Regions from separate parts of the Homo sapiens genome. Here region 2 is linked to region 1. Evidence: chromatin loops called from intact Hi-C (ENCODE). Cell type or tissue: PC-9. All regions are shown on one strand.

Region 1 (8,000 bases):
AACTTAAGGTGTATTAAAAACAATACAACTTCTCTGAATAGGTAAATCTTACTTAAACAGATTATGTTCTAAAAATTCATTTTATGAAAAGTATTTGGAATTTAAAACCATGTCCTCATTAAGAGTGTTATAATTTGATGGTGGGCTTGTCATGAAAGTCTTTGGAATCCAGTGTACCTGAAATATGAATAAAATACATTGCCTGGATCCATAACCCTCATAATTACTTCTGAGCCCCATAGACCCCTGGGAAGTGGAAGTGGTTGTTACTAGGGTTGATTTGGGGACATGGCGAGGCTAGTAGGTGGGCAGGTTTATTAGTTTCCTAGGGCTGCCATACCAAATAGCACAAACTGTGAGGGCTTAACACAACAGAAATGTATTTTCTCATGGTTCTGGAAACTAGATGTTCAAAATCAAAGTGTCAGCAGGGCCATGTGGGCTCCCTCTGAGGTTCTGGGTAGAATCCTACCTTGCCTCTTCCTGCCTTCTGGTGGTGGCCATCAATCCTTGGCATTCCTTGGCTGGCAGCTTCATCACTCACCTTCTACCTCTGTCATCACTTGACCTTTTCCCCCATGTGCTGCATCTTAGAAGGATGTTAGCCATACTGGGTTAAGGACCTCTCTTACTACAGTATCATCTAATCTTAACAAATTATATCTGCAATGACCCTATTTCCAAATATGGTGACATTCTCAAATACTGAGGGTTAGGACTTCGACATATCTTTTTGGGAAACACAATTCAACCCATAACAGTGAGCAACTGGGAAGCTGCAGAAGGGCAGAAATCTATAGAGTTCTGGGTTCTCCAATGGCTGCTGTGTTACTGGCAAGAGCTTAGAGACCCCCCGTTGTTTGGATGTGGGGATAAGGATTACTCATAAGTCAACTAATTCATGAATGCTTCTATTTTACAGGTCACAGTTACTTTGAGTGGAAATAAACAAATAAGAAAATTCTATATTTAAAGAAAATTGCCTTCACAATCAACAACATTTTTATTTGAACCATGTCCTAAAAGCTTTCATTCCTCCTCTGAGATTCTAACAATATCTCCATCAGTGTGAACTACAATATTAGGAAAAGAAGAGGATAACTTCAGGGGAGAATTAGGCAGAAAGCAAGGTGTGTTATGTAACACCTGGGAGGCTAAAGAAAGAGGCTATTGACTGTGAGCCAAATTCAACTCTCAGCACATTGCTCCTAGGCAATGGACAGGAGTGTATGAGTGGCTGAGAGCAGGGCTGAGCTTCGAAGCAAATTACTTTTTCTACAAATGCTCTTTTATTTCTAAGCTCACTTCAGTGCAGATGTGTCTCCTTCATAAGTGAATCTTAAGGATCAATTTATAATCTTGGATCCACACTGTGGATATTGTGCTAGTCTTTGTCAACAGTAAATTTTAAGACAAGAAAGTTCAGAGAAATAGGGGATTAATATTAAGGCGGCTTTTATTCTTCATTAGTTTCTTACAGAAATATTATTTCATGTAAAAGGAATCTTGGTGTCCTAGTTTATCTTTTTCTCATCGTTTAACAGGTATAATATTAAATAGAATTAAAATCAGGAGTAGTATCACATGCTTATATCACCTTGTTATATTTTAGCAAGCTTTTGAAAAAGTCGAGCATGCACAGAGAAAAACTTAAAAGAGTAATAAAGGTATGTGCTGAACAGTCAATCTCCTTCTCACCCAAACATCACATATTCTTGTTTTATCCTTGTAAGAAATATGAAAAGTTATTCCTTTTAATGTTGCTTTCATTTTGAAGTTGTCACTCCTGCTTCCTAGCTGGTAGGACTGGTGTGGCAAATTGCTTTTCCAGAAGAAGAAAATGGTTTACTGATCTTTTTGGTCATCAAGATCAGGAGTTTAAAAGATGGTGGTCAGGGTGAGGAGTGGAATCCATGCAACCAGGAGAAAACCACGAACTGTGACTTTCTCACCTGGGTCATCTGCATGTTGTACCCAGAAGTCGGGAGAAACGACATTCAGGAAGATATGCACACATTAAAATTGGAATGGGAGAATTCTCCAGAATATGAAATTTCTCTTCTCATTGGAAGAAAAGGAAGAATGGGCCTGAAAACTGTCCTTGTTTGGATGGAAACTTAAACAGCCTGTGTTGCAAATAGTCCTCATTAAAATGCCCCCTGTGTGCTTTAGTTCTCCTGAAAAAACTACCAACACCAAGGTAGGGTCAAACCGGCTCAATAAATTTTAAATGATATTAATTATTCCCATGCAACTCCATAACTCAGTTTCTGGCTTAAAACCGTGAAACTTGCTAAGGTCTTTTTTGCTCCTGCAGCGTGGACCCTAGTGAAAAGGCATTATAAAAGGTTATTGCAGTCAGGTCTGTGAAAGACCTGTCGATTGAGAGGGAAGAAAATGCAAGTAGACATTATAAAAGATTACTTTCTGTGCTGCTAATGATCACTTTTGGTTTCAGTTTTCCTGAATGTTCAGGAAAGAAAGAGCTCACAGGAAAGGAATTTATTGCAAAAGAATAATTGCCCAATACATTACATGGCACGGTAGGGTTATAATGAGCATGAGGAAGGGCAATATCTAACCAACCCTTGGAGTTACAGTAATAGTTTGATTCAACTTCCTTATACAGACTGCTGAGCAACCAGAGAGCCAGAGAGGTTTTTTCTTTTCTTTTTTTTTCTCCCCGAAGAATTGGACTGCAACTGTTTTGAAACTTTCTTGGGGGAAATGCAATTATTGACAAGATTTAATAAAGCCAAGACAACTGAATGTGATGAGATGAACCCCTATTCTTTTGTTCTTTCTATGCAATGTAAGAAAATAGCAAGAAAACGATTACATTATAACTAAATGAATTAAACAAAGCTCCGAAACATAAATTAGAATTTAACTATGCCATTAAAAACTAATTTAATTTGCAAGGCATCATTACTAGGTAATAAAGACCCATTGCAAAATGTACAGCAATATCTTGTGAACATGTAAAAAAAAAGTGATAAATCTCATTGAGCAGATGAGTTTCTGTTGCATTAGCAGATACAAATGCTGAATAGATGTTTCAGTATATAATGAAAGCTAGCAAGTAATGGAACGATTGGTTTCGTTAATTTTTTTTTTTTTGCCGTAAATGGTTTTGTAGTTAAGGAAAGGCCTCAGGGAGAGTTGGAGAAGCACAAATTTGGTGCATGGACTTGGTGCCATAAAATCTGCTCTCAAACCAAGACAAAGAGAAGACATTTAAATATTTCGTTTGACAACATATGAAATATATTGTAGCCTACTTCATTCAAGTGCAAACAATATCTTGTTTCAGCTAATTGAAAATCTGATGGAAAATACAGTCTTTTCCCTAAAGTGTATCTTATTCAATTGTGTTGGAAATAACAAGGTATATATAACAAATTCAAGAGATGTGAATAAAGAATTTCTTCAGTTCTGGGGTTACCAGTTTAAAACTTACTAAAAAAAAAAAGCATTAAGTTTTTTATCCGATCAGAATAAGATGAAATAAAGTTTCAGAAAATTCATTTCATCGGAAATGAGTTTTAAATGTATACTTTCTAATAAAACAGCTAACGATAAGCATTTCCGCTTCTGTCTGTACTATTTTGCCTGAGCCTGCAGGTAGAATCCAGTATCATTTTACTGACAGCCATCATCGAGTACTGCCAGGAGATGGCAGTAAAACTCCGCTTTTCTAATCCAGCCTACGCTAGCGTCTAAAATTATTGTAACTTTTTTTTTAATGGGATCACAGCATTAATATAAGGTGGAGATGAAAACTTATGTATTCCCCCGGTTGTGTTATTTCCTCTGAGGTTGTGCATTGACTTTGTGTTGCGATTGGACTTTGGCTCATCCACGTAATTATGCTCCCAAATAGAGTTTCACAAAAGGTCACGTGCTACATTATTGTAGGAATGATTTTATTAAATTGCTTAGTGAGTTGATGCAGTTAGACGTGTTCATTTATGTTTTACATTCCGTCATGAAATCTTAATGTTAAAAAAGTTAACACTTTGTTTAAATGTCATCTCATCAATGCAGCATTCCGCAAATTACCCCTCTGAGCTAACACCCGTCTTCCATGCCGCATTTACCCATTTACAAACCTAGAGACTAGAGCTTCCTGCTTCACCTTGAGATTTTCTGTTTATTTATCTGCTGTCTCATTCATTTGTAAGCTTCTCAAAGGCAGGTGTTACATTTTGGGTCTGAATCGCTGGTAGTTCTCCACCCAAATGTCACTTTGTAGTACTCAAAAGAATGTGTTGAACTAACTCAAGTCTCATCTGAAGGCTCAGAGGAAGTGTGTTTTTAATATATTGCTCTATTTTATAGAGCAGCGAAGTGGTGTATTTAAGGACAAGTCAGGGAATCTTGGCTTACAAAATGAAGCCAAAAACTCCTAACTTTAATTTTGCTGAGCACACAAACAAGAAACTTTACTGACTGTGGTAATTAATAGAAAATGATATATTGAGTTGCATTGCCCAGCTCTGAAATGGGGCCACTTTCTAACATATAACTTTCTTACAGTTCATTACCAAGAATGAAAAATTTTAAATCTAATGAAATGGCAGGGGAGACAGAATGTCAATACTAAGGTGAAATGAACCTTTAAATGCAGAATTATCAATAAATGTATTATTGATTTTGGGAGAGTAGTCATAGATACAGTCATTTATTTGTGAAGCCACTTACTTTTTGTAAATGATTTATTGCAGATGAAGTGAGGAAAGACTATATTTTATTTCAAAATTATGGATGCAAAGAGATGAAATAATTATCCAAATGATCTTTACGCAGACTACATTTCCTTTATTTATATTACTTTTAATGTCGTAGCATTCTTTAATATATTATGCCCTAAATGACTCCTAAAAGTTCCTAAGTTAAAAGGCTTCGTCTCTAAACTATTATTAATAAGGAAACATTTACTGAGCCCCCGGGACTTTCAGATGGAGAACATTTCTCCCACCACTCAAGTTTACTTGTCTTTACAACTAGATTTACTGGCTGCACACAGTAAAGAGGAATGTCTGTGCTCTGCCTCCCCCATTCCTCATTGCAGTAGACTCTTGCTACTACTAGTTCTAGGATCTTCTTGTCTTCCGAAGAGATGGATTCTTCCTGGCACAAGATTTTCCTGTCAGCACTGGGAAGACAGTGTGGAGTGCAGGGCCCTGGGTGCCATGCGCCCTGCTGGCGGCTCTGATCGCTTATTACTTATGGGGTGCTCTCATTCACACACTCCTAGGTTTAGGCTTGGCAGGTCTTGTTGTGCCATAATTCATTTAAATGTAATTCATAAGAGGAAAGGAGAAGGCAGCTGAATGTGAAGCACAGACACAGCCCTTCTGCATTTGAAAGTGTTGTGCAATTTATTCTCAGTGATGTGGATTCACACAGGCCCAGTGAACAGTTAAAGCTTTGTAAAACCCTCTATTAAAGAGAGGAAAGCTGAGGTACCAAAGGAGTTTTATATATCAGTGATTTCCTTGTGGTCGAGATAACAAATGAGGATGATAATTACCTACTTATCTATGTTTGTTTTCTAAGGACCAAATAAAACAAAAGAAAATAAAAAATGCTTTTGAATATGTGTAACAATTATAGTTGTCATTATTATCGACGGTGAGTACAGGCTTTGGGAGTGGGTAGGCAAATTCCATATCATAAGTCTCATAATTTGAAGAACAGTGATTCTGGTCAGTTGCAACTCACGTCATTATGACACCAATTGGGCAATATTCTGTGACTCCTCTGCCTTTTACAGAGAAACAAACTAGACCACACCTCAGTAAAAACCAAATCGATAGGACCATTTTCACAGATCCACTTCTACTACTGCTGTTCTTCTGTGTTTAGAAGATAGTGGGTGGCTTGCGGGCAGGGGTCAGGTAGACTATGTTGGAGACAACTTTCTCTTGTTTTGGTATTCTCAGTGGCAAAGGTCATTGTCCACAGGGAGTTGTTGTTAATCCAGAGGCACCTGCTTATTTTTTTTTCACCACATTAATTTACATGAAAGAAGCCAACTTGGCATTCATTCGTTCCTAATAGGGGAACTCTGCCTTCAGGCAGTGGCATTTAGCAGCAGGTTCTGCTATTTCTTCATCCTGGTGGTACATGGGTATTGCTCCTCACAGAGTTAAACTGTAGTAGAGAAACATGAAAAGAAAGCTCAATGATGCTGTCTTGTATGGAACATAATACACTGTTATAACAAACAGAGCTTGATAAAATACCAGCAGCAGGGAGCACAGTTATTTATTGCTTCAAGAGAAAATCAAGCAAAATAGCTACAAATTGCCTAAAGTACATTCCTCCCATCTTTCTTGAGTTTCAGTCTCTTTGGCTATAAAACAGAAAAGGCCTTTGTTATTTCCCAAGCCAAGATTAGCCTCCCTTAGTGTGCAGTGCCTGCTTTGGCTTCGTGTGAAGGAATGAGCTTAAATCTGACCCAGAGAGCAATTACCTTAGAATGATTACAAAACACGTGCAAAAAGCTGAGTGTGCACCTGCTGGTAGACATACATCTGAGGCTATGGCTTGAGAACAAGCTCATTAGAGTGGCATCTCGCATTCTTGTTTCTACAGTGCCTTGAGGCATCAGCCAAGATGCTGAGGTTGCCTTCTCTTATTTCATAGAAAATATGGAAAAGTTAGATGAGTCGAGTGTCAAATTAAGAGAAAAAAAAACCTTTAGGAGAAGTGCCAGAGGAAAACCTCCCTGTTCTAAAACACTGCTCACTATTTCTGATCCACACTGCATTACTATGTCATGTACAAGACAGTGAAAGTCTTACATACAGACATACCCCCGGAAGCGAGCTATGAACCCCACAGGTCTTCTAAAAATACTCAGTGCCTCATCAACATGGCAGGCTTCAAAGAGCTCCTGTTCCTAAGGGGAAGGTTGCCTCTTTTAGGCTGCAGGTGTGGCCATGACGTTGTGAGAGTGTGTGGAAATGCCATGTTCCATGACCGCAGCACATGACCATGGCTTGTCATTGAAACAACATGTCTTTGGTAGTACATTCTGCAATCTTTACTCTGTTCTTCTCAGAAAACTATAAGGTCAGTTAGAATATAATTATCGAAAGTAGAGAATAAAGGGGAACCTAGTTAATGATAAGGACTGGTAATATATGGGGACTAGTAAAATAATTGAACATAAAGTCTATATGCCTAATAGGCTTCTGGCATAACATCAGTGAGCAGAGCATGCTGCTAATATTACACATTTGCAGTTAATCTTCAAATAAATGTTAAAAAGTTAAGTCCAGTTTAGAGATCAGCTGCTATACAATATATTGGGTTAGAACCATGACCTAGACAAGCATCTGGGCAAATCATTGAGGTGCAAATATTTAGCCTGGTGTGGTGGCACATGCCTGTAATCCCAGCTACTCAGGAGGCTGAGGCAGGAGAATCGCTTGAACCCAGAAGATGGAGGTTGCAGTGAGCGGAGATCACACCATTGCACTCCAGCCTGGGCAACAAAAGTGAAACTCCATCTCAAAAAAAAAAAGTATATCAAAGTATTGGTTTGTTTAGCTTAAATGGAAACAGTATAAAATATTTTACAGAAACCAATAACTAAGATGCGGTAATAATCTTTATCAAAACATTGAGGATGACTGCTTAAAATAACACAGTTCGTAAATAGCAGAGGAGTTAAAGCAAATGCAGAAATTGGGTATTACTCAGCTAAAGCCACTTTTGGTTCTTCTGAACAACATTGTTTCACAAGAATTAACTGGTTGGATATCTCATCAATCTAGATAAATATTATAGTTTGATATCGGGAATACAGTATCTTTTATAGTGTTTATGTCCTTCAATTCTAGATGATTGATGTGTGTTTGCTTAGTAGAGTCCATTCTGTTATTATGTAAATCACCCACAAATTATTATTTCATCAATTCCATGATGATTGATTGAACGTATGCTTGGGATTGCTGGTGTTACAAAAATGTTTAGGACTTGGTCCT
Region 2 (8,000 bases), 300 kb after region 1:
CTAATGGTGATTAAGGTGTCAGGCTGTAATTGCATTTGCCTCCAAGTAAATCATCAAGTCCCAGTAAATAATTACAGCAAGCAGTCTTTCTCAGCATGGAAGAGTTAACGAGGTGTAATTAAAATTTTTCAGGAACTATTACTGGATTATTTTTTATTGTGGTAAAGAGCACATAGCATGAAAACTACCTTGTTAAGCAAATTTTAATGTATGGTACAGTATTGTTAACTGTATGCACATTATTGTAGAGCCAATCTCTGTAACTTTTTCATCTTCCAGGACTGAAACTGAACACCCATTGAAGAGTAACTCCTCATTTCCCCTTCCACAGTCCCTGGCAACTACCATTCTCCTTTATGCTTCTAAGACTTTGAATTCTTTAAATACTTCGTATAAGTGGAATCATGTAGTACTTGTCTGTGGAATCATGTAGTACTTGTCCTTCTGTGACTAATTTCATTTAGCATAATGTCCTCAAGGTTCATTTGTTTTCTAGAATATGACAATATTCTTCTTTTTGAACAGCCTTCCTTTTAAAGGATTAATAATATTTCACTGTATGTATATACATATTCCTTATCCATCAATGAACATTTAGCTGGTTTGTGTCTCTTGGCTAATATGAACAATGCTGCAATGAATAAGGGAGTGTATATGTCTCTTTGAGATACTGTTTTCAATTCTTTTGAATAAATACCCAGAAATTGAATGGCTGAATTACATGGTGGTTTTATTTTTAATTTTTTGAGGAACCTCCATTCTGTTTTCCATAACGGCTGTCTCATTTTATACTGCTACTAACAGTGCACAAAGCTTCCAATTTCTCCACATCTTTGCCAACATTTGTCATTTCTGGTTTTTACATTTTTGATAATGGCCATCCTAACAGGTGTGAGGTAATGTCTCATTGTGTTTGTGATGGGCATTTCCCTGTTAATTAGTGATGTTGAGCACCTTTTCTTATACCAGTTGGCCATTTGTAAGTCTAAGTAAATATCTATTCAAGTTTTGGCCCATTTTAAATCAGGTTATTTGTTATTTTTAACTATTGAATCGTAGTATTTCTGTATATATTTTGGATATTGATCCCTTATCACCTTAATGGTTTGCAAGTATTTTCTCCCATTTCATAGGATGCATTTTTACTTTGTTGATCGTTTCATTTGCTATGCAAATGTTTTTAAGTTTGATGTAGTTTCACTTGTCTAATTTTGCTTTTATTGCTTGTGTTTTTGGTGTCATATCCAATAAATCATTGTCCAGAACCAATGTTACGAAGCTTTTCCTCTATGTTTTCTTCTAGAAGTTTTATATTTTTAGGTCTTATATTTAAATATTTACTACATTTTAAGTTGATTTTGGGGCATGGTGTAAGATAAAGGTTTAATTATTCTTTTGCATGTGGGTATCTAGTTTCTCTTACACTTTTTGTGTTTCTTTCCCCCATTGTAGAGTCTTGGCACTCTTGTCAAAGATCATTTGACTGTATAAGTAGACCGGATTATTGGTAGTTTCTCTCTTGTGTCCCATGGTCTGTATGTCTATCTTTATGCCAGTACCATACTGTTTTGATTACCCTAGCTTAGAATATGTTTTGAAATAAGGAAATATGAGATGTCCAGACGTATTCTTTCTTCTTGAGATTGTCTTGGATATTCAGGTTCCTTTGTGGTTTCATAAGAATTCTAGTATTTTTTTCTATTTCTACAAAAATAAAATGTCATTGAGATTTTGATGGGGATTGCATTGAATCTATAGATTGCTTTAGGTAGTATGATATTTTAACAATATTAATTCTTTCAATCCATAAACACAGCATGCATTTCTTTGTATTTGTGTCTTCTTTAATTTCTTTCAGCAGTGCTTTGTAGTTTTCTTTTTTTTTTGAGACGGAGTCTGGCTCTGTCGCCCAGGCTGGAGGGCAGTGGCACAATCTCGGCTCACAGCAAGCTCCGCCTCCTGGGTTCACGCCATTCTCCTGCCTCAGCCTCCCAAGTAGCTGGGACTAGAGGCGCCTGCCACCATGCCCGGCTAATTTTTGTATTTTTAGTAGAGATGGGGTTTCACCGTGTTAGCCAGGGTGGTCTTGATCTCCTGACCTTGTGATACTCCTGCCTCGGCCTCCCAAAGTGCTGGGATTACAGGCGTGAGCCACTGTGCCCAGCCAGTGCTTTGTAGTTTTTACTGAACTAATCTTTTGTCTCCTTAGTTAAATCCTAAGTATTTTATTCATTTTGATGCTATCATAAATGGGATTGTTTTCTTAATTTCCTTTATAATTCTTTTTATTGCTAGTATATAGAAATTTTTTTGTATATTGATTTAGTGTCATGCAACTTTGCTGCATTTATTTATTAATTCTAATAGGTTTTTCTGTAAAAGTGTTTAATGTTTTCTGTGTTTACAATCATGTCATTTGCAAACAAAAATAATTTAATTTTCCTTTATGATGCCTTTCATTTATTTTCTTTTTTCTGTTTTCTCTCTTTTATTTATTTTTTATTTTTTTGGCTTAATTGCTTCAGCTAGGACTTACAGTAGTATGTTGAATAGAAACAACAAGAATGGGCATTCTTATCTTGTTACTGCTCTTAGAAGAAGAGCTTTCAGTTCTTCAATGTTGAATATGATGGTAGCTGTTTTCAAACATGGTCTATAATATGTTGAAGTAATTTTCTTCCATTCCTCCTGTATTAGTCTGTTCTCACACTGCTAATAAATGCATACCCAAGACTGGGTACTTTATAAATGAAAGAGGCTTAATTGACTCAGTTTCACATTGCTGAGGAGGCCTCACAGTCATGGCAGAAGGCAAACGAGGAGCAAAATAATGTCTTAAATGGAAACAGACAAGAGAGCTTGTGTAGGGGAACTTCCGGTTATAAAACCATCAGGTCTCCTGAGATGTATTTACTACTAAGGAACAGTATGGGGGAACTGCCCCCAAGATTCAGTTATCTCCACGTGACCCCACCCTTGACACATGGGGATTATTACAATTCAAGGTGAGATTTGGGTGGGGACACAGCCAAACCATATCACCTACTTTAAGTGTTCATTGTTTTTAAAAAGGTGTTAAATTTGGCAATTTTTTCTGCATCTATTAAGATGATCATGTATTTTTTATTATTTGTTTTGTTAAGGCAGTGTATCACATTGATTGATTTTCATATGTTGAAAAACTTTTGCATCTCATGGGTAAATCCCACTTGGTGATGGTATATGATCATTTTATTGTGCCCCTGAATTCCGTTCATTAGTATTTTTCATACTTTCTTCTTTATGCTTCACTCAGAGAAGCTTCATGCATCACTGTTACAGAATTACAGCATTCTCTATTTATCTTTATATCTATCTTTACCAGCATACTTTACACTTTTGTTTACTTGTGGGTTGCTGTCTGGTGTCCTTCCATTACAACTTGAAGGACCCCTTTTAGCATTCTTGTAAGGTAGGCCTGGTGTTTATGAAATACTTCAGTTTTTGTTTATCTGGGAAATACTTTATTTCTTCTTAATTTTTGAAAAACAGTTTTACTTGATATATTATTCTTGGATGGCAATATTTTTTTTTCTTAAGTAGTTTGAATATATCATCCTATTTGCTTCTGGACTGCCAGGTTTCTGCTGAGAATATGCTAAGAGTTTTACGAAAGCTTCTTTGTAAATAATGAATTGCATTTTTTGCCAGTTTCAAAATTCTTTCTTTGATTTTTACAATTTGATTATGACATGTCTTGGTATGGGTTTTCTTGGTTTCATTCTGGTCTTCTTATACCTTAGATGTCCATTTCCTGCCTCAGATTTGGGGACTTTTTAGCCATTGTTTCTTTAAACAAAAGCTTTCTTCATCTTTCTTCCTGATCTTTTGGTATTCAAATAATGTGTATATTGATGCATTTGATAGTGTCCCATAAATTCCTTACATTTTCTTCGCTCTTTATTATTATTTTTTTCTCTTTGTTCCTGACTGGATAATTCCAAATGACTTGCCTTTGATTTTATTGGTTATTCTACCTGTGTGTTCAAGTCTGCTGTTGAAGCCCTGTAGTGAATTTTTAAATTCAATTATTGTATACTTCAGTTCCAAACTACTGCTTCATTGCTTTTTTTAAAAAATTATCTCTTTGTAGATATTGTCATTTTGTTCATGTATCTTGTTCCTGAGCTCATTGAGCATGCTTATGATGGTTATTACGAATTTGTTATAAGATAAAGTTATATAATTCCATTTCTTTTGGGTCATTTCTGGGAAATTTATTTTGTTCCTGTGATTAAATCATGTGTCCTTGTTTCCTTTGATTAGGCCATGGTTCCCTGTTATTTTGCACTTAGATCCACACATTTGAGAAAACAACCACCTCTTCTAGTATTTAAGGACTGGTTTTGTAAATTAAAAGACCTTCGTCAGTCAGCCCAGCTGGAGATTCTGCGACCCCTTAAACCTTTTCTGTTGATATGTCTTCTCTAGATTTGTATGAGCAAATTCTATATTAGAAGGATTTGCTGATATCTTTTTGCAGGTACTTCTAATTTATTGCACCCTCTGGTGTCTGCCTGCAGTACTGCAGATTCTTCGGAGTTTCCTCAAGCTGCCCAGTTCTCTTTTTGTTCTCAGTGATCCCTAGGCTTCTAGCATCTGCTAAGTTCCGTCAGTGCTCTAAGTTGGGTGAGACAGAAACCAGTTCCTGGAGCAATCTCTCCAAAAGCTAGAACACTGGATGCACACTCAACTCTTTTTTCCCGGTGGGGAAAGACTTCTGAACTTATTTTTCCTATTCCATGAGACCCCTGAAGTAGCAGCAAGTCACTCAACTCTCTTGCTTTCAGTGGCCGCCAGTAACCTAGTGTATGCTGGGTCTTGTCATTGGTCTGATTTAGGTGAGACAGAAACTAGACCCTCAAACAGTCTTCCGACTAGCCAGAACATTGGATGCATATGTTAACTCCCTTCCCAGGAAGAAGCTGGGAGTTTGGGGCTTTCTTCACTCATTCCATGCTGAGCTGTGGAGGAAAGATTATGGCAAATGAATATCTACTACTTTAAACTGTCACCTTTGTTCTCAGCTGCTTCCAAGCTGGCATCCTTTCCTGTCAGAGCTTAGATTCACCAAGACAGAAACCAGTCCCTTGGGCAGTATCCTGAAAAGTCTGAATATTGGACATATGGTTTAGTCTTTTCCTACGCAGAGAGAAGCCAGAAGCTGAGGAGATGGGAGAGAGACTTTAGTAAGTAAGTACCATCAATATTTTTTACCCACTTCAATGCAGCTGGTTTTTTTTCCCAAGGTTCTGCCCAATACAGCGTTTGCCCAAGGTTTAAGAACTTATTAATTGGTGTCTGTATTCCTCACAAAGGGAATTAGTCCTTGTATTGTTGTTGAGTTAGTGTCTCCAGTGGGGGAAGAGAGTAGGGCTTCCCATTCCACCATCTTGCCGATGTCACATTCTCATTATTAGATTATTTTAAATAATAAATTTATTCATTGTCAATGTGTCAAACATTGTTACTTCCACTTTCTTTTGGCTACGCTTTTGCTTAATGCTTTTAAGGGAAGCACACTATTCTTTATAAAAGTATTCATTATAGAATACATTGTAAATCCAAACAGAAAATAATTGTGTTCATTTATGCAGTTTTATACTCCCTTTCATAAGAACCCTGGAATAGCTACCTAATGTTTAAACATAAAAATATATATCTTCCTTTTATTTAACTTTCTTTATTTATCTCTATAAATATCTCTATAAATGTATCTCTCTAAATACATAAAGAGTGGAAATTTGGATCCTATTGGATTAGTAGATTTTTCAATATTAACAAACCATGGATATATCTTGAAAAATGTTTTCAAGGGCTACACAAAACACTGTAAGTTTAATTTCCTTAACCTTCTTTCAATTGCAAAACAAAACAAAACTATTTTGACATAAAATAGATTTTGATCATCACTGGACATTATTACCATTGCTTTATTCAACCAATATTCATTTGGATTTACCTACATAATTATCTTTTCTGTTACTTTTCATACACTTCCATTTCTGAGCTTTTACTAGGATCTTTTATTGGCAGAAGGTAGATGATCCCAGTAGGATCGCAGTAATTTTATTTTAATGTCCATGTCTAATAACTCGATTTCTTAGATTTGTCATGGGCCTGTTTCTATAATAGGTTTATCCTCTTGGTTTATATTAAATGTTGTATTTTTATAGCTGTTTTTTTAAGAAATTAAATGCTAGACACTGTATATTAAAAACTATAAAGGGGATTGGATGCTTTGAATGGTATTATACCTCTCCTAAGTGGACTTGGTTTAGTTTCTAATAGGCAGGTAGAGTATGACAATAACTATTCAGATCACTTTACTTCAATTATGAATTCAAATAACTTGTCTGGGCTTCAATCTTCATGACAATTGCTGTATTTCTCATTTACTTTTACTCCTAGAGTGTAGCCATTTTGAGTCACAACTAAATGCTTGGGGTCCTTTTCAGAGCCTGTCTATACTGCTGAACTCGAAATTCCAAATTTTGCCTAACCCCTTGAGTCTCCTGAAAGTTCCGCTCTGCTATATGTTTTGGGATTTCAAATGCCTTGAGACAAAAAATAATATCAAATTCTGGAGTCATTAGTCTGGACCTTTTCCCCTTGGTCTTGGTCCTAAAAATCTTTATTGACAAAATAACTCTTTAATGTTTTTATAAAGATTAAAAAAATTACTTTCCCTAGATTTGATAGGTGCTCTTAGCAGGAAGTTTAGTCTAAAACAAACTATTCTAACATTGTCACTAACAGAAATTTTAATGGTCTCAGAGTAAAGATGTGTGGCATCTTTACTGTTGTCTGTGGAAAACAGTCTCTGCTTCTTATTTATTGTACTATGCCAATAAAAAAAAGCAATCGTTTACTGTAAGAAGTTTGATAAAAAGCCATAGTCCTTGTAGATAATGCTAGAGGGTGAGAATAATATACCCCAGTTTTGAAAATAAATTTATTCTCAGATCTAAATTTTGAAATTTGTAACTTAGGCGTGAGAATAGAATTAAGCAAGTCTAGTCTCAACAGACTGACCAATTTATGTCATAAAAATGTTACCAGTTCAGCCTGGGAGTAAATGCCACTCTTGCATTTTGAAGGTATGGTTATTTGTTAATAGAGACTAACTGAAAAGGTAGTCTGTGAATCAAGAGATATAGTTGCCCAAGTCTTTCCAAGGTATTAGAAACACTTAACTCACTGTATTATAGTCTTTCTGGTCAATACAAATATTTCTATTGCAGTTGAACCCTTACTGATATTTCCTGTTGGTAATCTGAGTCCTCACAATGCCATTCTCCACCAATAAATTCTTTCCCCTTTTCCTCCTCCTCTTCCTCTCTCATTCTGCCAACTCCAGCAGTTGAAGAGTTCCTATTTTTGCTGCAGTCTTATCAGGAGTATTCTCTGAGCTGATCTCATTTATCTGCTAGCCTCCATAAGTTAGTTGTAGGCTTTTCTCTGCTCAGGGCATCTCCTACTTATTGCTAGTTTTTTTCTGGAATTTATTTAATTTGTATTATTTTCTATCATTTCAATAAATGTTGGTGGAAGGAAGGAAGTATAGTTACCAGTCTTCCATTTTGAATTCAAATCCTATTATAATTTAATTTGTAGGCATACAGCTTTTTTCCATATAATTAAATTAATGTTTATCATTCCATAGTGCTTAGAAGAGAATTTAATTGAATTGTGAATGAATTTTGCTTTGTAACTTATTGTTTTGTAACTTTGTAATTTATTGTTAGGTAAAATACTATACTTATGAATAAATAAACCTTTTACCGATTTATTCTACTAGCCAACATTTCTGAAGTAAAAGTATTTTTTTTTTTTTACCTTGGGAATAGATTATGGTTTTGTTTCAGGAATAAAGGAAGAACAAGCAATCTAAAACCCAAGAATTAGATTATACTCATAAAAGATTATTTTATGAGGTTTATTGATCAAAAATTTTGTTA

What was found. Peaks named below come from ENCODE experiments on the same cell type or tissue, not always from the same donor. Only the 100,000 strongest peaks of a DNase experiment are listed, where the experiment ranks them.
Region 2: a loop joins it to region 1, with 21 times the contacts of the local background. A loop is called at or near these places in 16 of 110 quality-filtered maps.

What each region holds. Positions count from the first base shown.
Region 1 is chr4:129,340,493-129,348,492 of GRCh38, forward strand. No RefSeq gene overlaps it. Among named protein-coding and RNA genes, the nearest start is that of C4orf33, 250 kb to the left of the region's middle. In PC-9, a CTCF peak has its summit at 3,678 (motif pointing right); a DNase peak (open chromatin) is centred at 2,539; H3K4me3 peaks cover 1,375 bases; H3K27ac peaks cover 1,320 bases.
Region 2 is chr4:129,636,824-129,644,823 of GRCh38, forward strand. No RefSeq gene overlaps it. Among named protein-coding and RNA genes, the nearest start is that of LINC02466, 130 kb to the right of the region's middle. In PC-9, a CTCF peak has its summit at 4,541 (motif pointing left); no DNase peak of the experiment used is centred here.